Regions from separate parts of the Mus musculus genome. Here region 1 is linked to region 2. A link is a loop called in an ENCODE intact Hi-C map of the cell type or tissue named here. Cell type or tissue: heart. All regions are shown on one strand. Links, peaks and the distances in the headings refer to the core of each region. The heading gives the core; the rest is flanking DNA.

The links. A loop is a pair of places that touch in the nucleus more often than their neighbours do. Peaks named below come from ENCODE experiments on the same cell type or tissue, not always from the same donor. Only the 100,000 strongest peaks of a DNase experiment are listed, where the experiment ranks them.
Region 1: a loop joins it to region 2, with 2.9 times the contacts of the local background. A loop is called at or near these places in 3 of 42 quality-filtered maps.

Annotation. Positions count from the first base shown.
Region 1 is chr1:168,474,212-168,485,687 of GRCm38, reverse strand. Gm39696 (a long non-coding RNA gene) reads left to right here. Exons shown (of 3, transcript XR_865718.1): 2 at 7,834-7,975; 3 at 9,857-10,054. Among named protein-coding and RNA genes, the nearest start is that of Mir6348, 11 kb to the left of the region's middle. In heart, for the core only: a CTCF peak has its summit at 6,607 (motif pointing right); a DNase peak (open chromatin) is centred at 8,507; H3K27ac peaks cover 2,899 bases.
Region 2 is chr1:168,369,508-168,380,983 of GRCm38, reverse strand. All of the region lies in intron 2 of Pbx1 (pre B cell leukemia homeobox 1), which reads left to right. Gm51671 (a long non-coding RNA gene) reads right to left here. Exons shown (of 2, transcript XR_003948152.1): 1 at 8,629-11,476; 2 at 1-8,565. Among named protein-coding and RNA genes, the nearest start is that of Gm51671, 29 kb to the right of the region's middle. In heart, for the core only: a CTCF peak has its summit at 4,410 (motif pointing left); a DNase peak (open chromatin) is centred at 5,593; H3K27ac peaks cover 550 bases.

The DNA.
Region 1 (11,476 bases), core at 2,123-10,122, 100 kb before region 2:
AAATAAAACACTAGGTGATTTATTTCACATAACTTTGGAATTATCAGTAAGACTACAAAAAAGAAAAATTAGTAAGATCATTGTGTAAAGGAAACTGGCTAGTAGAAGTCACCCCAAAACATTCGCTACACCAGTGGTGCACGAGAGATCGGTCTGAGCCAAGGGAACGGGTATGAGTGAAGGCACAGAGGTAGACTTAACCCCTGTTGGTTTTGTCCATGGAAGGCACACTGTTCATGGCAGAGGTGAGGGGAAAACAGATCAGCATGTAGATTCATCCATCCCTGTGGCTCCTGCCCATTTTTAAACATGTGACCCTCAGTGGTCTCAGAAAAGGCTTTTGAAGGTGCTATGGAAAGAAGAGGGGGGACGTACCTGAGGAAATGACTCTCTCTTTTCCATAAGTTCTGGGGAAAGCCTCATCTAAGCATGCTATAAGCATGAAGTCATTAAATCCTCCCAATAACTGTGGGTGGTAGTGTGCACTTCTTATTTGTATTTATGGAACACATGGGAAGTAATTATTCCGGGCTTAGGTTGCAAAGCTGGGTGCATTTAAGCCTCCTGGTTCAAGAGATGATGTTGATGATAGTAAGTACTTTCTGCCCAGACAATGACAGGGCGCCCAGCATCACAAGAAGGAGCCAGTTTTTCATTGGAAGCTTTAAGATGTGTTCTTCCAATTCATACTGGGGTCATCAAAGGGCTCTTTGTAGTCAGATAATCAAGCCCAGAACCCCATAGGGAATCTGTACATTTGGTGCAGATTGAGCAGGGAGAAACACCTGAAGACCTCCTCTTGTCCTAGCTTAGTTACTGACTAGCTACAGGGTTTGGGGAAGACCATTTAACCCAATTACCAGAGGTAAAACACAGCTAGCAGTGTCTTAAAGGTGACAAGGGATAGTGGTGCTCACACACTCTTAGGATACTGCAAATCATGTCTATTAAATATTGCCTATGACTACTAAGCATCCTAATTTGAGAGGTGCCAGGCAAGCATCACCACAAAAAACCCTGGCTTGTGGCTGACGCTCTATCTGCAATTCAGATCGGATTCAGATCGCTGAGTCAAAATACTGACCAGTGTTAAAACACATTGACTTCTGGACTGGCTATAGATCACATGTCCTTGCTAGCTACGGACATCATACTGTGAACTACCTGGTTCACTTTATTTCCTTCTTAATATTATTCCGCGTGTGAAAACGGGCATTGGGTTATTCAGTAATGTCTATTTTGAGGGTTTCCCTCAAAAACTTTCAAAATTGTGTCTGTGAAAACAAGTACTTGAAAACAGCTATCTAATTTCAACTTTAGCACTTACAGGGCACTGTTTATATGCCAAGAACATGAGGGAGAATTGTCACTTATTTAAACTGAGTTGCCTCCAATTCTCTTTTGGGAGTATTACACAATAAATATAAAAATGTAATAAGTATTAAAGTATAGAATTTGAGGTAGCACATGCACACATTGCCATCACTGAAGTGATCCTGGTGTTTTACAATTACCAGCTTCAGTTTTACTTTCAACTCACTGGCTATTTGACTCCTTAGGACAAAGACTATGTCTTGTCCATTTTCTTGGCGGATAATAAGTCGTGTGACAGAGAATAGGCGTTCGATAAGCATTCACTGAGCAGATGAATGAATGAATGAATGAATGAGCCCAGTCGCCAACCAGAATTTCTCCAGAGATCCTACGATATCATCTGTGTTCTTTCCAGTTTTCAGACAGCAGGCTTGTGAGACTCTCTCCCCCAGACTCTAACACTCTCCTCAGCTCCAGAGTGGCTGCGCAACCCTCCCCCACACCTAGCCATATCCATATCTGTCTCAGCCAGGAGCCGCCCTCCTTACTCCTCTTGGCCCTCTGGGCAGCATCCTGTGCTTCCTGGCGTCAGAGCTCAGACACCGGTGACATCACTTACCCACCGCCTCATCAGCTGCGGCTGCTACCTGGAATCCCGCACATAGCATCGTCCAGCAGCTATCGATCGGCCTTTTCAGGACCTCAGCAGAGCGATTTCACTTTCAACTAACTAATTGTGTAGGGAAGGGGTTTTAAAACAAGAAACAGAAAGAAAAAAAATCCATTAAAGTCTCTAAGAGAAAGCCTAGGTCATCCTGCTAAGTATTGCATCTATACAGATGTGCTATTAAAACAGATGTTTGTGCAGGCAAGCCTAAACTGCTAACAAGATTGCATCTCCCTAAGGACAACTTGCTTTGTAAATGACATTGTTTTGTGTGTTGCTTTTAATGGTTTTGTTTGTTTGTTTGTTTGTTTGTTTATAAAGGTATGGAAGAAAGGCCGGGACATGAGGCAGACTGTTCCACTCATTTCCTCCTTGACTGTTGTCACACTGTCAAGGGACATAGTCAGTAAGCTCAAAGGGAAGGAGCTAGAGGGCCCTGAAGTTCACTATTATGGAGTCCCACCACTTTAAAGATAAAAAGATTAGCTAAGCCACATCTTTCACTCTATTTTCCTGGGAGAGGGATGGGGGGTCTCAGATCTGAGCATGGGGTCAGAAAGAGTGTTATCAGCATGAATATTTAAGGCCCAGTCCAAAATCTCATGTTGAATTCTATTCCCCGTTATGAGGATCTGAAAAGGTGGGGCCTTTTGGTGGCTTTAGGTTCTGAAGACAGAGACTCTTATCTCCTGAGAGTCTTGAATTCACTTCACAGAAACTGTTGTTACAAAGTTTCTTTCAGTCACAGTTTTCACAAAAGAAAAAAGAAAAAAAGGAAAAAAAAAAGAGCTCAGGGTACACACACTGTTTTTTAGACCCATGTTTCAGCTAGATGGCTACAACCTTAGGGTCCTTTCTAATCACCAAGCTACAATGTTACAGGTAGAATTTCTGCACAGTAGACATGAATCAATTTGACCTCATCCAACCTTAGCTCCTCCCCCTCTGGTCATGTGTCCTCAGTATCTCTCCCAATGCTTATCCTCAGATTCCTGCTGTACACAGTAGGAAAATCAACTAGCTCTTGAAAAAAAATGTTGCACATGTCCTCGTGATCCACAATTTGTGTCTCACCTCAGTGGCTCATTGAGAGTGGGATCTAGCTAAAGATCTAGAAGCAAATGAGTAGGTAGCCTGGTGGCTGGGTCCTAAGGTCAATCAACGCCGTCTTGCTTGGCACCTGCCTCGGAGGAAGCAAATAGGGTTTTCTCAAACAATACAGTCAAGTTCCCTCCAACTACCACCGCTGTGAGACCTTGTTGCCACCGACATTTTGTCTGGCCTGCTCTTAACTCCAATTGGCCAGCCCTCAGGGCCACGGTTTCATGACTCACCTACCCATGGCAGTTTCTCCTCTCCTCCTCTCCTCCTTTCCTCCTTCACCTTCTTTCCCTTGTGGTTCCCCTCCAACCCCAAGCCTAAGAATCCTAAACCCTACCTATGTCTCTTCTGCTCTGCTATCGGCATCTTTATCTACCAGTCAGATATAACTTGAGGCAAGGTTACAGTGTCACTTGGGTCTACCTGCAGGCTATAACTCAGGGTTAGCAATAGGAAAGTAGATTCTAATAGTATAGAGGGTAGATATCTGCCCAGCTCTTGTGCTGTTTAAGGCTTATTGTAAATAATAAAAGGTGTGTGGCTTTTATCTGGGAGCTGATCACAATGGGGTAGAAATCCTGGGTTGGGATTGAAATTTTCTACAACAGATAGTGGGAAGGTCACTTACCCAGGCTTAAGGCTACAAGATGCTTGCTTCCCCTGGACTCTTCACGGGTGTCCATTCTGATTGCCACAGCCCAGCCTTTCCCAACCACTATCATCAGCTTAACAGCCGGTACCTGCCGCCATGTCTACCCCACCGTGATGAACTGCACTGTCAAATTCTAACCCACAATAAACCTTTCTTCCCTCACATTTCTCCAGTATTTGGTCACAGAAATTAGAAGAGTATTGTACTGGCGCACTTTGTGTGTGAACTTGACACAAGCTAGAGTCATCAGAGAGAAGGGGACCTTAGTTGAAGAAGTACCTCCATGAGATCCAGCTGTAGGGCATTTTCTTAAAAGCGATTCATGCGGGAGGACCCAGCCTATTGTGGCGGTGCCCTGCCTAAGCTGGGGGTTCTGGGTTCTGTAAGAAAGCAGGCTGAGCAAGTCAAGAGGAGCAAGCCAGTAAGCTGCGCCCCTCCATAACCTCTACAGCAGCTCCTGCCTCCAGATTCCAGCCCTGTTTGAGTTCCTGTCCTGCCGTCCTCCAAGTGTAAGCTGAATCAGCCCTTTCCTCCCCAGTTTTCTTTTTTGGTCATGGTGTTTTCATCACAACAATAGAAACCCTAAGACAAGGGATGAAGACAACATTTGACGTATCCACTGGCTCATGTCAATGGCTTCTGCAACTCCATAGGCCTGGATTTGAAGTCAGGTTGCTTTCTTGCTCCAAGTACATACACTTCTTCCAATCTTTCCTCCAATAGGGGATAGAGCTCAATCCAAAACTGTAGACCCAGCTACTTCTCATTATCCACCTTCAATATTGACTCCAAGCCACTCTGTCCCTCACATGCACTATGACCACAGCTTTGCGCTCGTCTCTTCCCTTCACTTTTCTGTTCCACGTTGCTCACCTGATCCCAAACTGTCGGTGAGGTCCAAGTGACAGGACTCCAAATGCAGAATCCTTAGCATCACTTATGACATGTCCCTTTGGGAAAGCTAACCCTCAGATTTATCTTCTAGAATTTTCTTCTTTCTCCTCTGCATTTCTGTAAGCTTTCCTGCTCACCTGCCAAACCGCTCATCTCTGAAGAAGGCTGGCCCTTGTGCAGCCCAGACAAACTGACCCTCAAGATGAGCCAAACATGGAGTAACCGCATCTCCTCTGAGCCCTGATATGACGAAGAAGCTTGCTCCTCATCTTGGTAAATAGTTTTAAGTGTGACCAATGCCACCCTTAAGGCAGATCAGAGATGGCTCTGTGCCTCAGCTGCAGGGCACAGAGGTTTCATGGAAGACTGACTTTTCCATCCAGCGATCATAAGAATTGTCTTCCTCAGCAGCGTCTCTTACATATTCTCTCTGCTCTGGTTTTACAGAGTGTGGTCTTATCTGTATCGCCATAGACACCTGATGTAGTCCTGTTTCTTTGATCCCTTCTCCTTAGCTGATAGGTGGAGACTCTCCGGGAAGAAAAATGCTATCCTAGCTTAGGATTCCAGACTTTAGAAAATCACAGTGTGATTCTGTCAGTCTTCCCACCAGACCTTGAGTGTTGTTATCTCAAGGTTCAGGGGAAACAACGATGCCTGTAGAATAGAGCAAGTACTGGATTCAAGAACTCAGATTCAAGCTCAGACCTAAATGTTGTCCCCTAAAACGAAAAATCACTCTTAACCTTTTGGATACGTATAAATTTTTATCTATTTATTTACTGCCACTGAAAACCTCTCAGAGAAGAACTCAAGTTTGGTCAATCAATCCAAGTTAATCACTTTGACACAGAATCCTGGGAATCAAGCAAACAGTTGTTAAATTAGAAGACTGTAGGAAAGAAATCACAAGAAAATCTAGAAGAGCCCATAACTATTGCAATATAAATTAAAACAAACCTTGCCCTGCGCTGATCTCAGAGTGGCGTTTTGAGGATGAAATCATTGAACTCCACAAGCTTCACCTTTCTTGAACGTGAATCATCTCCACACATCTCTAAGCACCTGCCACGTACCATTATTTCCACACAGCAGAGAAAGAAATCGAGGTATCTTACAGAGGTAGGGTGCCTAACTTGCAGCCACACAGCACATTGTGGGAAAAATTAGAATCAGAATCCCAGCCAACTAATCTGTGGTTATGGAATCAATCTGCCAAATGAAGCAAGATGTAATTAAATAAACGCCTATGCACATGGCACGGTGCATTTAGTAGGCGCTCAATAAATTTCACAGAATGAGTGGAAACAAAACGCAAAACAAATATGCTACTATATGATCCCAACCTGTGCACCACAGTGAGTCCCTAAAGAAAGCCGGTCAAAAAAGCACACACAGGAAAAAGCAAGAAGGCTGTGATCTATATCTATGTCAGTTCTGTTTCCTTTCCTGAGGACAGGATCAGATTGCCCGTCAATCTGAGTGGACGCCTCATCTGCTCAGCTATCCAACAAAACTTAGACAACTGAGCCTTTCTTATGACATGTTAAGGGCCAGTTACCTCTCTCTCCAGAAATTTCAGGACAGTAAGAGGGGATAGTTATCAGACCGGAAGGAATAGGACCTTGTAAACCCAGGTGTCACACACAGATTGTGTCTTTTGGGATTTCTAGTAGCCAGTTTGGTGTTTTGCTATATTTTAATGGCTGCTTGAACCTATACAGCGATTGCTATTAGTTGTATTTAAAATAGTCAGTTCGTTGTGGAACAGACAGAAAATAATGCACTCTGTGTGTTTCCTGGGGATATATGATGGTGACACATGCCACACGCCCATAAAAAAACTTCTTACTAATACCATGAAATTTGGGGACCATCTTATAATAATCTTTAAACAAACATTGGGGATAATCTCTTTTTGGACATGGCTATGGAGTGAAAACGAACTGTTCTTTCTGTCTAGTGTTTTGAATGATTGGTCCCCAGTAGGTGGCACAATTTGGGGAGGTTGTTGAAGTGTCAGGAGTTTGGCTTAGATTGAGGAAGTTGATCTCACAAGGGGCAGGCCCTTGGAGATGTAGATTATGCCTGGCTGTTTCCTGCCTGGTCTCTACTTCACAGTCAGCCATGAGTGACCAGCGGTCCTCCACTGCACACCCCTGCCTCCAGGACATTTAGCACAAGCACATAGAACCAAGCAACTGTGGTCCAAATCCTCTGAAACAGAATGAAAATAAATGTCTATTTCCTTGAGCTTTCTGTCAGGTATTGGTGACTGTGCTGGAGAAGTAACAAATAGGCACATTTTCAACTTCCTGTCCCCCTTTCCTAGAAAGCATGGTCTTTGAGGGCTTCCACAGCATAATATAGAATGGCGCTCACTTCTTCAGCCAGGAAGAGAGCAGTTGACCAGGAAACATAGAGCCTTGGAACTAAAACATGTTCGGTGAGCCATGGGCAAAGACGTACTCAGCTGCTCTTCTCTGAGGACAAACTTGACTCTCTCTTGCTGAATTCTGGGGAACATTCTACAGTAAGCACTTCCCCTTAGAGCTGCGTGGAGTCAAAAAAAAAAAACAGCCATTAAAAATATGTATATAGTCAGGCAATGGTGGTGCAAGCGATTAATCCCAACACTCAGGAAGCAGAGACAGGAGGATCTGTGGGAGTTCGAGGCCAGCCTCAGCTACAGAGCAAGTTCCAGGACAGCCAAGGATATACAGAGAAATCCTATCTCAAAAAGCAACCACAAAACAAAAACAAACAAAAATTTATTTACCCAACTATTCCAACTATTTTTCTCTGGGTATGGTGTTTGCATATGTGTATATATAGTGGGAGGATATATAAGGCGGGTATGTGGTTTGCATATGTTTATATACAGTTGCATGTGGATGTTTGTGCAAGCATGTAGAATTCTTCCAGAGGTCTGTATCAGATCTTTCTTAATCTTCCATTTTTGTTGTTGTTGTTGTTTTTGTTGTTATTATTATTTAAGACAAAGTTTTTCATGTAGCCATGGCTGTCCTGGAACTCTCTCTGTGTAGACTAGATTGGCCTTGCATTTACAGAGATTTGCCTACCACTGCTTCCCTCATGCTGGACTTGAAGATGTGTGCTACCACGGCCTGGCTCCTTGTTTGTTTGTTTGTTTGTTTGTTTAGCTTGTTTTATATTGTTCATTGTTATTGTTGTTTTCACACAGGATCTCCCAAAGGACCTGGAGCTCACCAGCTAGGTTGGCTGACTTTGGAGTACTATCTGCCTCTGCCTCCCCCACACCGACATTACATGCCACCATGCTGATTTTTTATATGGCTGCTCAGGTCTTCAAGATTACACAACAGGTACTTTACCAACTCTCTCTCTCTCTCTCTCTCTCTCTCTCTCTCTCTCTCTCTCTCTCTCTCTAGCCCTGATAACAATAACAACATTTATAAAACCATTCATTTGGATGTTAAACAGAAAAATCTTACTTTGTTGGGTACTTATTGGAAGATTTGAGGAGATTTTTCTATCTGGCTTTACACTTTCATAATCAAACTCATTGCAGTTAGTTGATTTGGGATGTATTGGATGAGCAGGAAACACACATCAGGAAGAATTAAACACAGCATGGACAGTCTGAAAACACAACCACGACAAAAACCCTGTTTTTCGACTGAAGGCTGGCATTTTGTGATCTTTTGAAATCTCATTTCAAGAAGATTAATTTATTGGGGGATTTCCTGACTCTTAAAGAGAAGCCATAATATCTTCAGAGACATGTTGTCTTTCAGGCCTCTCCCTGCCAAGCAGGTGCCTGAAACCTGTCCTTCATGAGAGTAGCCAGCAAAGCAAAGGCCTGGGAGCCCTACAGAAGGACACAGAGCCCAGGCATGCATGGCTCAAGTCCACGTAGACAGCAGCCTATTTTTAATCAAGCAGCAAGGGGCTAAGGACTGTGTGATTCTGATTCTATTTATGGAAATGTGCTACATCAGCCTGAAAAGGAGGCTAAGATTGCTGCTCTGGTCCTGTCCCGCTCTTGGTACTCAAGGGGCTAGATAACCTATTCAGTCTCCCCTTCCCGGTTTCCTCAGCCACTTCAGCAACTGCCTTCCCAACCCATGAGACTCTCTCCAGGCCCCAACTACAGAGAAATTGGGGAGATGAAACAGAGCTATAAATGGAGTCTGTGGTGACTTCCAGAAGGCTATGCTTTGTAAAAACCATAAAGGAAAGAATGGTATAACAGTCGCTGTCCAGGAAGAAAATTTTTGTAACTGCTGTATGGAAAATCAGCCTTTCATGAAACCTCTGGGCCCTGCAGGTGGGGGTTGTGCAGAGCCATCCCTGAAAGTCATTTGATCTGCCTTAAAAGATCGAGCTGGTCACAGTTACAATTGTGCCATTTACCATGGCGAGGATTAAGCTGCCCCGATGTACCAGGGCCAAGAGGGGACATATTTATTCTTTTGTTGGCTCGTTCTGAGGGTGAGTTTGTGTATGCAGAGTGAGGGTCAGCCTTCTTTGGAGGTGAGCTAATGGGCTCTGTGGCTGGAGAGCATGTTGTCGTGAGGCCTCACATGACACTGAGGACCCAAAGCGGTGCCCACTCACAGGGAAAAAAAAAAAAAAAAGCCGGAGCCCCTGACCTACTGGGAAAGCTTCCAGGAAGGCTAATGACATATGATCCTCGCCCTTGCTCGGCTATTCCATCTCAGTTGCATTATCTTGGCAACCAGGCCTGGTGAAAAAAACAGTTCCCCGGCCCAGTGCTACAGGAGACTCCAGCATTCAGAGGGGCCAATCCGGGGTACACAGAAAGGACCTATGAATTTCAGACCCTCGCCGGTCAGACACATACATGTAGGCATTGCACGGAAGTCGCTCCAGTCAGCTGTTCTCTGTGGGTGGATGGGAACCCTTTGCTGGACCTTGGTTTGGTCTTTGCAGATTGAGGAAGTGCCTGTAAAGTCCTTGAGGGGAGGCCCGCTGCAAGCATGTTTACTGCTGCGTTATTACAGACAGTGCTGCGGAGCCCCCCACACGGCATCAAGCCATTTGCTAGATTGGATGCCACTTTCGGTGACAGGTCAGGGAAAGACACTGGATTTGATGCAGACTGACAGGTCCGTAAATTTGGTTTCTAATTTTATGTATTTATTTCTTTTAAAGAAAAGAGGGAGAGAGGGAATACTCAGAGCCATGAAATCATTAAAACCAATTCCCTTCCTCTCCCCCAGCCCTCCCTCTCTGGAGAATGTGTGTGAAACAATCTTCGCAGCTCCTGAGCCCTCCGATGGTATCGATCCAGATGTGGAAATTGGTATTGACTGCAGCTGCTGCTCAGCGCACTTCCCCGGCTTTTAAAGACACAGCGTATAGGTGATTTCACTTTGCACAGGACACAGCTCGGGAGACATTTGCTGATCCAAACTAAATAATACAAATTAAAAAATTGGGTTCTGCGTCTTGCATTCTCCATTAAGCCGCATGGGAACCGGAAGAGCTCTGGAGCAGCTGGCAAGGCAAAGGACCCACGGGCGGGCGGGCGGGCGGGCGGGTTGGCTCTTTCCCAAGCAAGGAAGGAAGGTTTCCTTTGCATTCTGCGTCCATCCTGATTCCTGGGCGAGGCCTAAGTGCAAAGAACCTGGACATGTGATGGCGAGTGCTGGTTGGAGATGCTGTGTTAATCCTCTATTGCCACCCTTAACAGTTATCACAGACAATGGTGTCAAGACAGGCATATCTATGGTGTTTGGATCCAGAAGTGTAGGATGAGGCACACCAGATGAAAATATAGCATCAACAGCTTTTGCTCGCTACTCTTCCAGATTCTTAGAAGAATTCAGTTCCTCACCACTTGGGTCTGGTACCCCAGCCTTAGGAGACTACTTAAACTTCTTGGCTTATAGCAGCTTTCTCCATCTTCAAAGCCAGTATGTCATATCACTCCAAACCACTCTTTTACCTTAATTTACATTTTTTAAGATTCATATGGTTAGGCGGGAGTAAGCAGAATAATCCAGAACTTGTCTCCCCATCAAGGACTTTCAATTTAGCCAAGTCCTAAAAGTCATTTGGAAGGTGACATAGTCAAAGGTTCTGGCAGTTAGAACGCGGGCATGCTTATGGAAGCAGTCCTCTATTCTAATGTCATCCCAGTCCCCACACAGTCTGGCATCATTTAAAGATTAAAAAGTGGGCATTTGCTTTTGCCTATGTGTGTGTACATGCTCCTGTGTGTACATGTTCATGTGTGTGCTCATGAGCACACATGCACTTATGTGCACATGAAGGACAGAAGGTGGTGCATACTCTACCTCAATCATGTTCATCCTAGTGTTGGAAGGAGGGCCTCTCACTGAGCCTGGATCTCAGTGCTTGTCTAGGCTATTGTCCAGCAAGTCATGGGCATATCTCCTGTCCTTACCTCCCCCTGGGACTACAAGCGCATCCTCCTGAACTTAGACCTTATTCCTGAGGGAACCAGAGATCAACCTCAGACCCTCGTGCTTAGACAGCATACACATTGCTGAATATGTCATCTCTCCAGCACTGGATATTTGATTTTCAGCAATGGACAAGAACGTCACTCATGTACGATCAACCTTCATGGTAGATAAGCATTCCCACCATGATTCAACTGTCTAGCCATTTATGATACCATCCAGCAGTCTGGGTGCTCCAGAGACAAGCCCTTTAGAAAAAAGTTACGGAATGCTAACACAGGGTTAATTCAGGTAGCCATGATGGTCTGCATGAAGGAGCCTGAGACCTCAGAAAAGAGTTGTGCAAATAAGTAATTGCCATCCCCGGAATTACTGACTCCACCCCTGCCCCACCCCCATCTGGTCCTTTAA
Region 2 (11,476 bases), core at 1,164-9,163:
GACCGATCTGAAGCCAAGCACAGTCCAGCCCATGCCTAGCAGTACCTGGGCATTTGATTCCTAGACTTGAGGTGTTCCCTGTTGAGAAGTGTGGTCCCGTCCCTTCTCTGTGTGTGTCTGTGTGTGTGTGTGTGTGTGTGTGTGTGTGTGTGTGTGTGTGTGCGTGTGTAAATTTGTAAAAGCCCTGTGGGGCTGCTTTTGTTGTTTTATGGACCAGTGGTTCAACCGTTCTCATTTTACAGTGCATTACATGTCCTAACCAAGGACACACCTCCTTTTATGGCAGAGGCTCAAGGAGTCTAAAATGAGGACACTGATGGCAGCTCTTCCCTAACTGGCTGTGATTCCTTCTGTGCTCAGGGTTCACGGGCCGCAGCAGGTCAGCCCACAGATACCTCCCTTTGCTTGCTACGTGGTCCTGTTGTCCTGTCCATCCCCCAATCTCTCTTTCTCACTCCTTCCCCCTGTGCTCACCCCCGCCCCCACCCCATTCCCTCACTTCTGTTGACATGTGACTTGTAGCATTGGCTGACTTCCTGCCTGCATCTTGATGTCTGCCAACTGGCCGATGATGGGTCTGCGATCCCGCTTCCCTCTGCCTGTTTTCACCCTCTGAACTGTGGAGGCAGCTCATAAAACATGGGCTCCACACATTTTACAGCATTCGGCTGGGCTTCTCACAGCACACATGGTAATGACAAGCAGGTTTCCAGGGGGCAGAGCCAACTGGAGGCTCAGGCTTCCTTTGCATGACATGTCAGGTGGACTGTGAGCATCTCCCGAGATGTCTCAACCGTTTTCACTTCTCAGGAGGTCAAAGGACATGTGTGGACACGGTTCTTTCCAACCGGTGGCCCCTTTCTGACTATAATACAAATGCGTGGAGTTTGATCCTCTTACCTTGGTCTTGTTGAATGCAGTATTATATACACACACAACCACGAGGAATTTTTAAAACAGTGTGTGTGCTATCTTTGCCCCTCATTCAGTTTTCTTCATGCAAGTAAATATAAGAACATTAAAGCCATGACTATTTTTTTTCAGGATCAATATTTCCTTTGTTCAGGTAAGGAATTCTACTCCGGAGTAAGATTCCTGACCTTATATGGCACTGGTCCCCAACAGATGCCAAATGCTCAGGTCCCTACATTCTAAATGTTAGGTACCAAATTGACCTTTCTGTAATCGATTTGTTTAATCCAGTGTTATTAAGAGCCAGCTGTTCCAGCATTGATTGGATTGATGCGATGGCCCTGGGAAGCAGTCACTAGACATGGCCAAAGTCACTAAAGTGTGTGTGTGTGTGTGTGTGTGTGTTCTGGGCAAGGACTCAGTTAGTAGCAGCATTGGATTATGCACATCACCAATAAGTCAGACCAAAGAGACAATTACAGGTGGCCTGTCACCAGAGGAGGGGGTGAAGTAGGAGAGGGAGGGAGAGAGGGCATGTCTAGCACTGTTGGCTTTGGAATTTGGCTACCTTTGGCCCCACATGCCTAAAAGAGTCTTGGAGCTTAAGAGCCAGGCATCTGGAAAGGCAAAGGATATGGGTATTGGTTACTAAGATGCCTTCTAGGTGGTCACCATGGCAATCTCCAAAGATGAGAGCCCAGGGGGGAAGGATGAAAAAGAGAATTTTTGACTCTTTCCATTCAGGCCTTAGAGCTGCTGCTGAGAGTTTCCTAGTAGCCTTTAAATGGCTGCCCTACAAATTTGGGCTGCTACCATGTATGAACAGGTCGGGCAGCAGCAATGCCAAGGCCAGAAGTCATACCATTCCTGTCAGTGTCCTTGGGCTCCTCATGTATTATCTCCTGTGCCTCCTGAGGTTTTTCTCTGCCTCCAAGACTTCTCCACTCTTCATCTGTCTCCTCTGATGTGTGGTTGGGAACCTCATCTTCCGATCTTTATTTTGGTTTTGATAGGAAAAAATTAGGCTACATAATAATACCTTGCAAGGATTAAGTGCCGTGTTGGGTGTATCTCCTCTGAGAAAGGTATTCCTGGGAGTGTACCAATAAAATAAGTTTAGTTAGCTGAATCATGTTTTGCAGACATCGAAGTTCTCAATTTAGAAATCTCTGCAAAGGATGGAAACCTGACCAAAGTCGTCTCAGCCTCACACTGAGATTTTTCAGTAAAGGTTTAAGAAGCACATGTTTTTTTCATGAATTACAAAATAAAAATAATAAGAGAGAGAGAGAGAGAGAGAGAGAGAGAGAGAGAGAGAGAGAGAGAGAGAGAAGAAGAAGAAGAAGAAGAAGAAGAAGAAGAAGAAGAAGAAGATGATGATGATGATGATTTTGCTAATGCTACCTACTTTATTCTTGACATGATTCGGTTCCTTTAAATATAGCAATATAGTCAGTCCTGGTACACAGACTGATAATCCTTGCTACTTGGGAAGCGGAGGCAGGGGGATTGTTGAATTCAAGGACTACCTGAGTTACAGAGCAAAGGCTAGTCTAAGCAGCTCAGTTAAGATCTTGTCTCAAAATACCAAATTGAAAGAAGACTAAGAGTGGAGGTCAGTGGGAGAAATCTTTGGGAAGCATGCGGAAGGCCCTGAAATCCAGGTCCCAGCCCTCCCCCCAAATAAGTAACTAACTACATACATGAATAAGTAAACAGGTCAATAAATGGGTAATTATGAGTGTTATTGGTTCTTATCCTGGGATAGGCACAGTGCTAAGTTCATTGGCAAACATCGTTTCCTTGCATCCTCATCAAAACCTTTGAGGAATGGGGTATCTTTATTGTTATTGATAGAGTTTTGAGACTGAGATTCAAGTAGGTAATCTGTTAAATTCGAGACTGTATAGCTGTTAAAAGATGAACTTGGAACTTGATCTCTTGGAGGCCGGATCCCAAGGCCTTGATTATAAAACCTCCCAAGAGTCCAGCTTTCCTGATAGGATAAAATAGTTTACCTTCATTAATTTTTTTTTGTGACTTCTTCAACATATGAGGTAGAGCCCACTGGTTCTGTGTTGGTGATGATATAGTTCCAGTTCCCTTTGTGATGGTGACTAAGGCTCTTTTCTTCGGCTCCTAAGCTCACTTGGGTAGAGCTAATGAGAACGAGGTGATGAGGTCCAGCCCCCATTGGCGTCTGTTCACTGGACTGAGATTCAAGGCCACGAAATTAACCTTTCACCTTAGCCAGCTGCCTCTCAAACACGTGCTGCTGCTAATCAGAGAGAATAAGGAGGGTATTGTAGCTAAAATGCTATAGCCCCCCAAGACCTTGACCAGCGGTTCAATGACATTAACTTTCCAAATCAAAACTAGTCATTATTGCCATTCAAATAAATAACTTTAAATGCCATCTACTTGGTGTGTGTGTGTTTGTGTGTGTGTGTTTATTTGTTTGTGTGAAAGGAGAGAGCATTGTCAAGTGAGTTTGTAAGTTCGACTTTTCTTTACCACAAGCCTTTTCTGAGTGTTAATATAATGTCTGTTGTATATCTGCTAGAAGGGTGTGTATAGTGTAGTAGCGTTTTTCAGAATTAATTTGACCCGAGGACCATCTTCCTTCACTACAACCCTTAGAAACATACTTTAAAAACCGGTGATCATGATGCATCCCTTTAATCCGAGAGCTCAGGAGGCAGAGAGCTCTGTGAGTTCAAGGCCATCCAGGTCTACAGAGTGAGTTCCAGAACAGCCAGGGATTTGCAGAGAGATCCTATTTCTAAAAGCCAAGGAAAGGACAGGACAGGACAGGACAGGACAGGACAGGACAGGAATGGAGCATACTGTATTTAGTGTGCCATTATACCTCAGTACTGATTCCAAGAGCTCCAGACTTTTCCACGATACCCAATCCAAGGATGCCCAAATTCTTTTTTACATAATGGCATAAGTATTTGCATATCACCATATGATCACTCATATATTTTAAATAATCTCAATCTGAATTTTATTATGCAAAAAAACCCAATGGTGATGTTCTGCATATTAATAGCTATTTAGAAAGCAATGACAAGCAAACAAACAACAACAGCAAAAGCCCCAAACTATATTTGGCAGCCATGATTTTCATTCTACACTGGATAATTCAGTCCCAAATCTGCAAATGTGGATGCGCAACTGTATTTGCTTTGTTCTAGTCTCATTGACTATCTGTGGTAGAGGTGTCTTTCACACTGGGGGAAAGTTATAAAGTTCAAATTTCTGTTATGTGTGTGTATCTTCTTCCTACAGCTTCTATCTTTACCACCTACGTGCTTCGTCATCTCTTGTTTAATTTTTTCTTTTTTTGTCTGCCCTAAGTTTTAGGCAGAATCCTATGGCTGGCCACAGTACACTTGCCAAGATTCTAAGATAAAGATACTTGCAGGGACTAGAACCCAGGTCTCCAAGCTCGGGCCCATTTCTCTTTCTGGCAGCCTTTGCTGCCTCCCAGTGGACAGAGCCCTTTCTGGGAGCAGGAATCTTGATTTGATTGTTCTCTGGAAGCCCTGTGCTAGGTGAGCTGTAATCACTTCCTGTCGTTGCTGTCCATTTATAAAGTGACCTTGTCTTAACTCTTTGAGAAAGATTAAACACCCCTCCCCCATAAATAGAGTCGAGCACATTATTAACCAACATTTAAAAGCACTACTTATGGGTTCTAAGAACAGACTGTAAAGTTGACTGTTCTAGAGACAGTAATCCCGTTGCTGGCAGGAGAAACCCTACGGGCTGAGTAGGTTCATGTGCTTCAACCTTGAAAAGAACTGTGTCCGGCCTTACCGCCTTACTGCGCATTTTTTCCCTCTCTCGTTTCTCTTTCGTTCTATAGGTCTAGTGCCGAATCTGATGATCTTATAATTTGGAAAAAGAAATGTAAGAGTGGGAGATAAATCTTCACTTTCTCTTTTCTCAAAAAAATTATACCCAAGTGAACAATCTTTACGCTCTCTCCTGCAGTACTACTTAGATGCTGCTCCAAAGAACAGTAGGGCTGCCAAATTCAGCTGGGGTTTTTAACTAAGCTCTGCTTCGGTGATCCTCTCCGTTGCCTGAAGAATTCATTATAAGGAAATAAACACATTAACAACTCTTTGGTCTTTTACATCTCTAATATTTATAAAGTGCCGAAGTCTGCTGAGGAGAGAGCAGGTGGTTCCCACCCGTCAGCTGAATAGGTGTTTGGTTATGTTACAAAACGAGGTGCCCCGATTAGCCTTGACTATAGATTGTATTGTCCTTCATCCATATCGAAAGCTACCTAGTTATGAATATTGAATGGCCTGGCTTTTAACACAAGGCACTTACCTTTTAATTGGCCATTGGTTTGTCTTTAGCTCCTAGATATCTCCACTGAGATTCAGATGGAGAGGTACCGAGCAGGATGGAGGGTAGGTAAAGGGTAAAATGACCAGGCATAATTAAATGGAAGCTGGCTAAGTTAGGGGTAGGCCAGAGCTAGAGAAAGAGGTGGATCCCTGGCACTCTGCATAGCTTTTGGTCTTACCGCCAGACTGTGCTTGGTACTGACCTCCCCCCAAAGCACGTTTTAACTCTCTCCCTGGCTTCGTACATATGCACACGTGTTGACTTCTAGCGGCCCAATCACCATCATGACTCCCGTGTTCCCAAACCCAGAGCCAAACAGCAGGCGGGGGCTTGGGGCTCTCACTGCACAAACTTGGCAGGGAGAAAACGACTGTTAAGTGAGAGCTAATTGGAAGCTGCCTGAACTGTACTCTCTCAGAGCTATTTACAATATCTTTTGGGCAGCAGCTTACTGGTTATTCGGCTCTTGGGGGAGTGAGTGTGGAGAATCAGAGGACAGTGTTCCAGGCGACAAGGCGGTGGCAGTTTGTGAGGCTCCTGACACATGGACTGTATTCAGTGTTCATCCTTGGTATGAATTCTCGGCTCTCCCTTTTGTGGAAAGAACAGGTCACTTCCTGTGTATGACACATCCCTTCCTATTCTCATGTAAGCCATGCCCTCCCTCTGGAGAGGCACTTAGGTGCCCATTCTTGGCCCATGTCATTCCTATAAGCAAAAGGACTACTGGAAGCTGTTCTATGGATATGATAGCTGTTCTGTGTTAAAACAAAACCAAACATTCTTACCTGGGATCCCAAAGTAGGGCAAGGGAGTTTTCTCAATTGGAAAAGTCATATTGTTGGGACCTGGGATGCCTCTGTGAGAGCTCTGTAGCACTGGGGCTGTTTGGCTTGTTCTGTGTTCGAATCTTTCCCTCCTACTCCACAGACATTGGTTTTAAGCTTCCCCCCATGCATCCATTTATAAGTGACAAGCCTCTCCCCTTCTTTCTTGAGTCAGGTTCTCACTGTATACCCTTGACTGGCCTGGAACTCATTATGTAGACTAGGCTGGCCTTGAACTCAGAAAGAAATATCCATCATCTCCTGTATTATCTGAGTGCTGGGATTATAGGCAACAATCACCACATGTAGCCAGGTCATTTTATAAAACATACGTGTGTGTGTGTGTGTGTGCGTGTGCAGGTGTGTACATGCCACAGGACATATGGCATATGTGGAGATTCGTAGATAGCCTTTAGAAATCAATTCTCTCCTTCCATAGTGGGATCCAGGAATCAAATACAGATGGTCAGGTTGACATAGCAAGTACTTTGACCCACTGAGCTATTTTCCCACCAGCCTGCAGGTCACTTCAAAATTGTCCTGTTTAGCTGCCGCTCCCAATCCATGAGGTAGACTAAGATCATCTTCTCCATCAGTAATTGCATTCTGGATCATCTCCATCATCCTTCCGTGTGCTGGGTTCAGAGCAGGGCAGGATGAGGGTGGACAGCGGGGAGAGAGCAGTAGGCTCCAAACAAGTAAAGCTGGGCAGGTTGAACCACTACCATGACTCAGAGATGTAGGGCCACTTCTCCTTCTCAGCAAGATGAGAACCAGCCTTACAAAAAACCCAACTTAAATAGAATATCACTATCTGTTTACAGATGTTGAATTTGTGGCCATCGTTACAGGGACACTGTTAAAGTTTACTTTTTGTTTCATTTCTAAAGTCAGAGCTTGTGGAATAAGAAAACGCATTGTTGCCTTAGGCAAACAGCTGCATTGAACTCTTTCTAAAACACCCAGTGTAAAAAGCCACACTGCGCAGACCCACTGTGTTTATTTGAAGAGGGTGTCCCAGAGGTGCTGCTTTGAGGCTATTCTTTGTCAGGGTCGTTCTCCTGAGTTCTGAGTTTTGCATGCTTTCAAACACTAGGGCATTCCATCAATTTACAAGTAACCCTACTAACTAATTAGCCTTTTGTCTGTGTGACTTTGTATCCAGGCATCACTGTGGATTTATATTCATCTCTTCCTCCTGTCCCATTGCCTTGCCTACCAGCTTGAGTTAAAGAATTGCCTCTAAGTGCATCCCCGGAGCCTGGGTACAGAGTGAGATAATGAATGTATGATTACTTTTGTCATTACCAACTGAAGGTTTTGAGGTTCAATTTTTTTCCCGGTTTTTAATTTTTTTTTAAATATACCTTCTCCTTGTATTTTGCTTCTTCTTTCTTTTCTCCAGTGGGAAAAGAGCTAGCTTCTGAGAATCTATCTACGAGGAACTTCGTCTGTCTAACAGGGGTGAGAAAGCTTTGTAAGGGATCACTCAGGGGTGTTCCTTGGGACTGGGCTGTGGGTATAGCTTCTTGCAGGTTCTGCAGTAGGGGCTGAGCTACCCCATCCTTCAGACCATCTGAATGGAAATAATAGTGAAAAAAAGCCATATTTTTGGTGGCCATTCTGTTTCCTGCCACGATGAATCCATTCAGACTTCACCTCAGGCCTTGGGAGTTTTCTTTACTCCTTTGACACATAGGTGGAGAGCCATAGCTGACCAGAAAAGGTTCTGTGGTGCTGAAATATAAGAATTGTACTTGCGGTTCACAGAGGGCGTCTCCTGATTCTGCTAATAGGAAAGGCTCTTAAGGTGACACTTTCTGTCATTGTCCTCCATGTGCCCTAATAGTGAGAGATCAGTTTCTCCCACCCACTCTGATCCAGAGAAACAATTGCTTAGATTCATCCTCGCTGAAAATGAGCCCTGGTGGCATATCCTTACATTGTCAAGTCATAGACTGGATTCTTACCATTGGCCATTGGGACCATTCATTCAGATATTAAGTGAGCTGCATACTCTGGAAAACTTCCATTTAGGGGCCACCTAAGTTTACTAAGTCAGTCTTCTGTGATGTTTCTGGCCTTGATACTTGAGGGTGCACAGATTTTTTTCTTCCACTATGGACCTGGGAGGCAAGGCCAGCCTGGAAAGGACCCCCCAACAGGAGGAGACAACATATGAGGAAGTGCTAGACACCTGTGTCCAGTGGGATTTTTGCTGAAGTCATTCCAGGAGAGCCGCACACTTTTCTTCCTGTGCTGCTCTGTGAGTCCACTGGGTGCTTCCAACTATCTGTCTGAGATTCCAAGTCTCAGAGATTAGCCTAGAATAGCTGTGCTGAGCAAAACCGGTCAGATTGTAAACTCTCGAGTTCTCAGTTGATCCTCTCACATAGGCAGACTAGGAGTAGCATCTTCTTGCTTGTTTCTGGAGCTGCTCTTGTATGCCCTCAACCTATGCAGACTAGGAGTAGCATCTTCTTGCTTGTTTCTGGAGCTGCTCTTGTATGCCCTCAACCTATAACTGTGACTCTATACAGTAGGACTTAGCACTTCCTTGTTGAGGGTGAAATAAAGACAACAGTGTGCTTGTGCAATAAAGTCATCTCTCCTGACTTCTTCAAATTCCCCACCCGTTGGCCAAACCAAACACTTTCTTTTCTTCTTGCCCTGGGAATCCTATCAAGCACAGTTAGAAACCTTTCTGTGAATTGGGAAATGTAGTCTTAGGTGGCAATTTGAAACCGCACCCTTCAGTCCACATGCCTGGTGGATGCTCACTGGCATCTGACATGGTATATACCAGTTGCCAGCTTATTCTATTTCTTTAATGGCCTCCATCCTCTCTTCCCTGCACATATACAGCCATGATCTCTCTTCAGGTAAGCTCTTTGTGGTGGCGCACACCTTTAATCCCAGTACTTGGGAGGCAGAGGCAGGCGGATTACTGAGTTCAAGGCCAGCCTGGTCTACAGAGTGAGTTCCAGGACAGCCAAGGCTACACAGAGAAACCCTGTCTCGAAAAACCAAATTAAAAAAAAAAAAGCTGTCTTAATACATATGTCACCATCATCAGTGATACAGGTATGTGTGCGTGCACACACACATACACACACACACACATACACACACACACACACACACACACACACACACACACACACACGAGGAAGTAGGGGAGAGGTCTCAGAGACAGTGTTAATAAAGGCCCTCCTGAGGGTTAGAAGAAAGTTACCCTGAGTAGTTCTAATCTCATGCAGCAGTGATTGCCTGTTGTCCCCTGTACCTGGGAATGAAGAGGAGATGTACCAGAAAAGAACCTATGTTCATCTATGACTTTAGTCTCTGGGAAGATTTCTCTATATTATTTTCTTCTTGTCCAGGAAACTTTAAGGATTTCTATTTAGGCTAGATGAGAACCTTGGGCTAGGTTTCAGGTGCCTTAAAGGTAGGAATACGCCTTAAGGGCCACCATATGCTAAGCACCTATGTAGATGCCAGCCAGCTTCATTGGCTTGCTCATGTCCCTTTGGCATGGACTGTGTGTGCTCTTCACATTTCGTTTGTTTTTTTTTTTTTTATTTCTATCTTTGCCTTTGTCACAGTCACCCTCTGTACCTTTGTCGAGTGGATCCTTGGTGCCTCTGTGTTCCCCACTTCTCCATGCCTCTCTGCGGAGCCTGCCTTGTGCCTCTCATTACCACGTTAACAAACTCGAGTCGTGCCTAACGAGGACGCCTCATACGTTATGCTAATGATCAAGAGACATGTTAATGATATTTTAGAAGCCTAATTAGTGGAATATATAACTATATGCAATTTGGTAATGGACTGTGACAACAAGTTGCTAAGAGGGGACTTGACAAATCCAGTTGCATGTGGCCTCAGACAAACAGGAGCTAAGAATGGATGAGTGGAAATCAGACAGGAAGGTGGAGGGAGGGGGTGTGGACTGGGAGTATGGATGTCCATGAGCACATTTAGGTCAGGGTCAATAGTTCTTCAGGGTAAGGCCTTTTTCTTATCATCCTTCAACTGTCCTAAAACCACAAGGCTGTCTGTATCCAAAGAATTATTTTCCAATGTTTCTTAAGCAATTGCTTTCCCGTCCCATTGATCATACTCATGTATCTTTGTTCCAAATGTTATTTTGATTATGTTATCCCCCACAATATCTGTACTTGCGATTTGTAATGGAAGATATACACACAGAAGATAGGTTCTTGTGCCCGAAGGAGATTTTATTGTGTTATAAACCAACAATCAAGACTGTGTGAACTGGGAAATAATCAGGATTGTGTCTATCAACGTGTTGATCTTGTTGGTGGGAATAAAACAAGGGGTGGTGTGTGTAAAATCAGTCAGCTGTGGGAATGTCATTTTCTCTCCATGAATGAGTTGGTGGAGACATAGATTTCTTCACTCTGAGTCTTTCTCTCTCACAGTGATTCCCAATCTAGATCCCGGGAGGACCATGGATTGCTGAAAAGATTTGGGGAATCTGTGCATACACCAAACATTGTAATTACACCATACACATGTGCAGTCATACGTGCACATGCATGCAAACATAAGGATAAATAGCCTTTGAATGTATGAAGTGCTTTTTTGGTTGACAAAAAGCACCTTCACATCTAAAAAGGAGTTTTCACCTTTCTTACTCCCTCTCCTGTTTTCTTATGTATCATCAGTCCATTGATAAAAGCTACAGTTACAATGATTTCTTCAGTAGCAGTTCTTGCTTTTTTTCTTTTTCTTTTCTTTTTTTTTTTTTTTTTTTGGTGATATTGTGAAGGAGACCCCACAGCCACAATACCTGGGAACCTCTACTTAACCTGTTGCCATCCAAGCGACTTCTAAAAATGTAAGCACATAGCTTTTACTTTTGACTATGTTTTAATTCTAAATCGTATCGTAGGTTTCTGAGACTTTTCATAATGGTGTCTGTTAATTACTTTACTGTCTCTCTCTTTTTTTAAAAAAAATAAACTTGGAGCTATATTTTTACAGAGTAGGAGCACCACCCCGACCTCACCCTCAGAATCGAGCAGTATTTATAGAAAGTATGCTAACTCATCATGAAGAAACCAGGGCCCTGGGGTACCTTGATGGTACCTGCTTAGAGGCTTCAGCGCCAGCAACGGGCTTGCTTTGGTTTATTTATTTATTTTTCTATGATTAAAGTGACCTAGAGAGGTAGGCTCACAGCATCACACTTGAGCACCCAGCAAAGCTTTCAGAAGCACACACTCGGCTAGAAAATGTCTCAAGTCTTCAGCTCCTTGATGGATAAAGACAGCTACAGACACAAGGAGAGTGTTTTGTGCTCTTGAAATGTATTTTATCAGGTTATTGGCAGCAGGGCA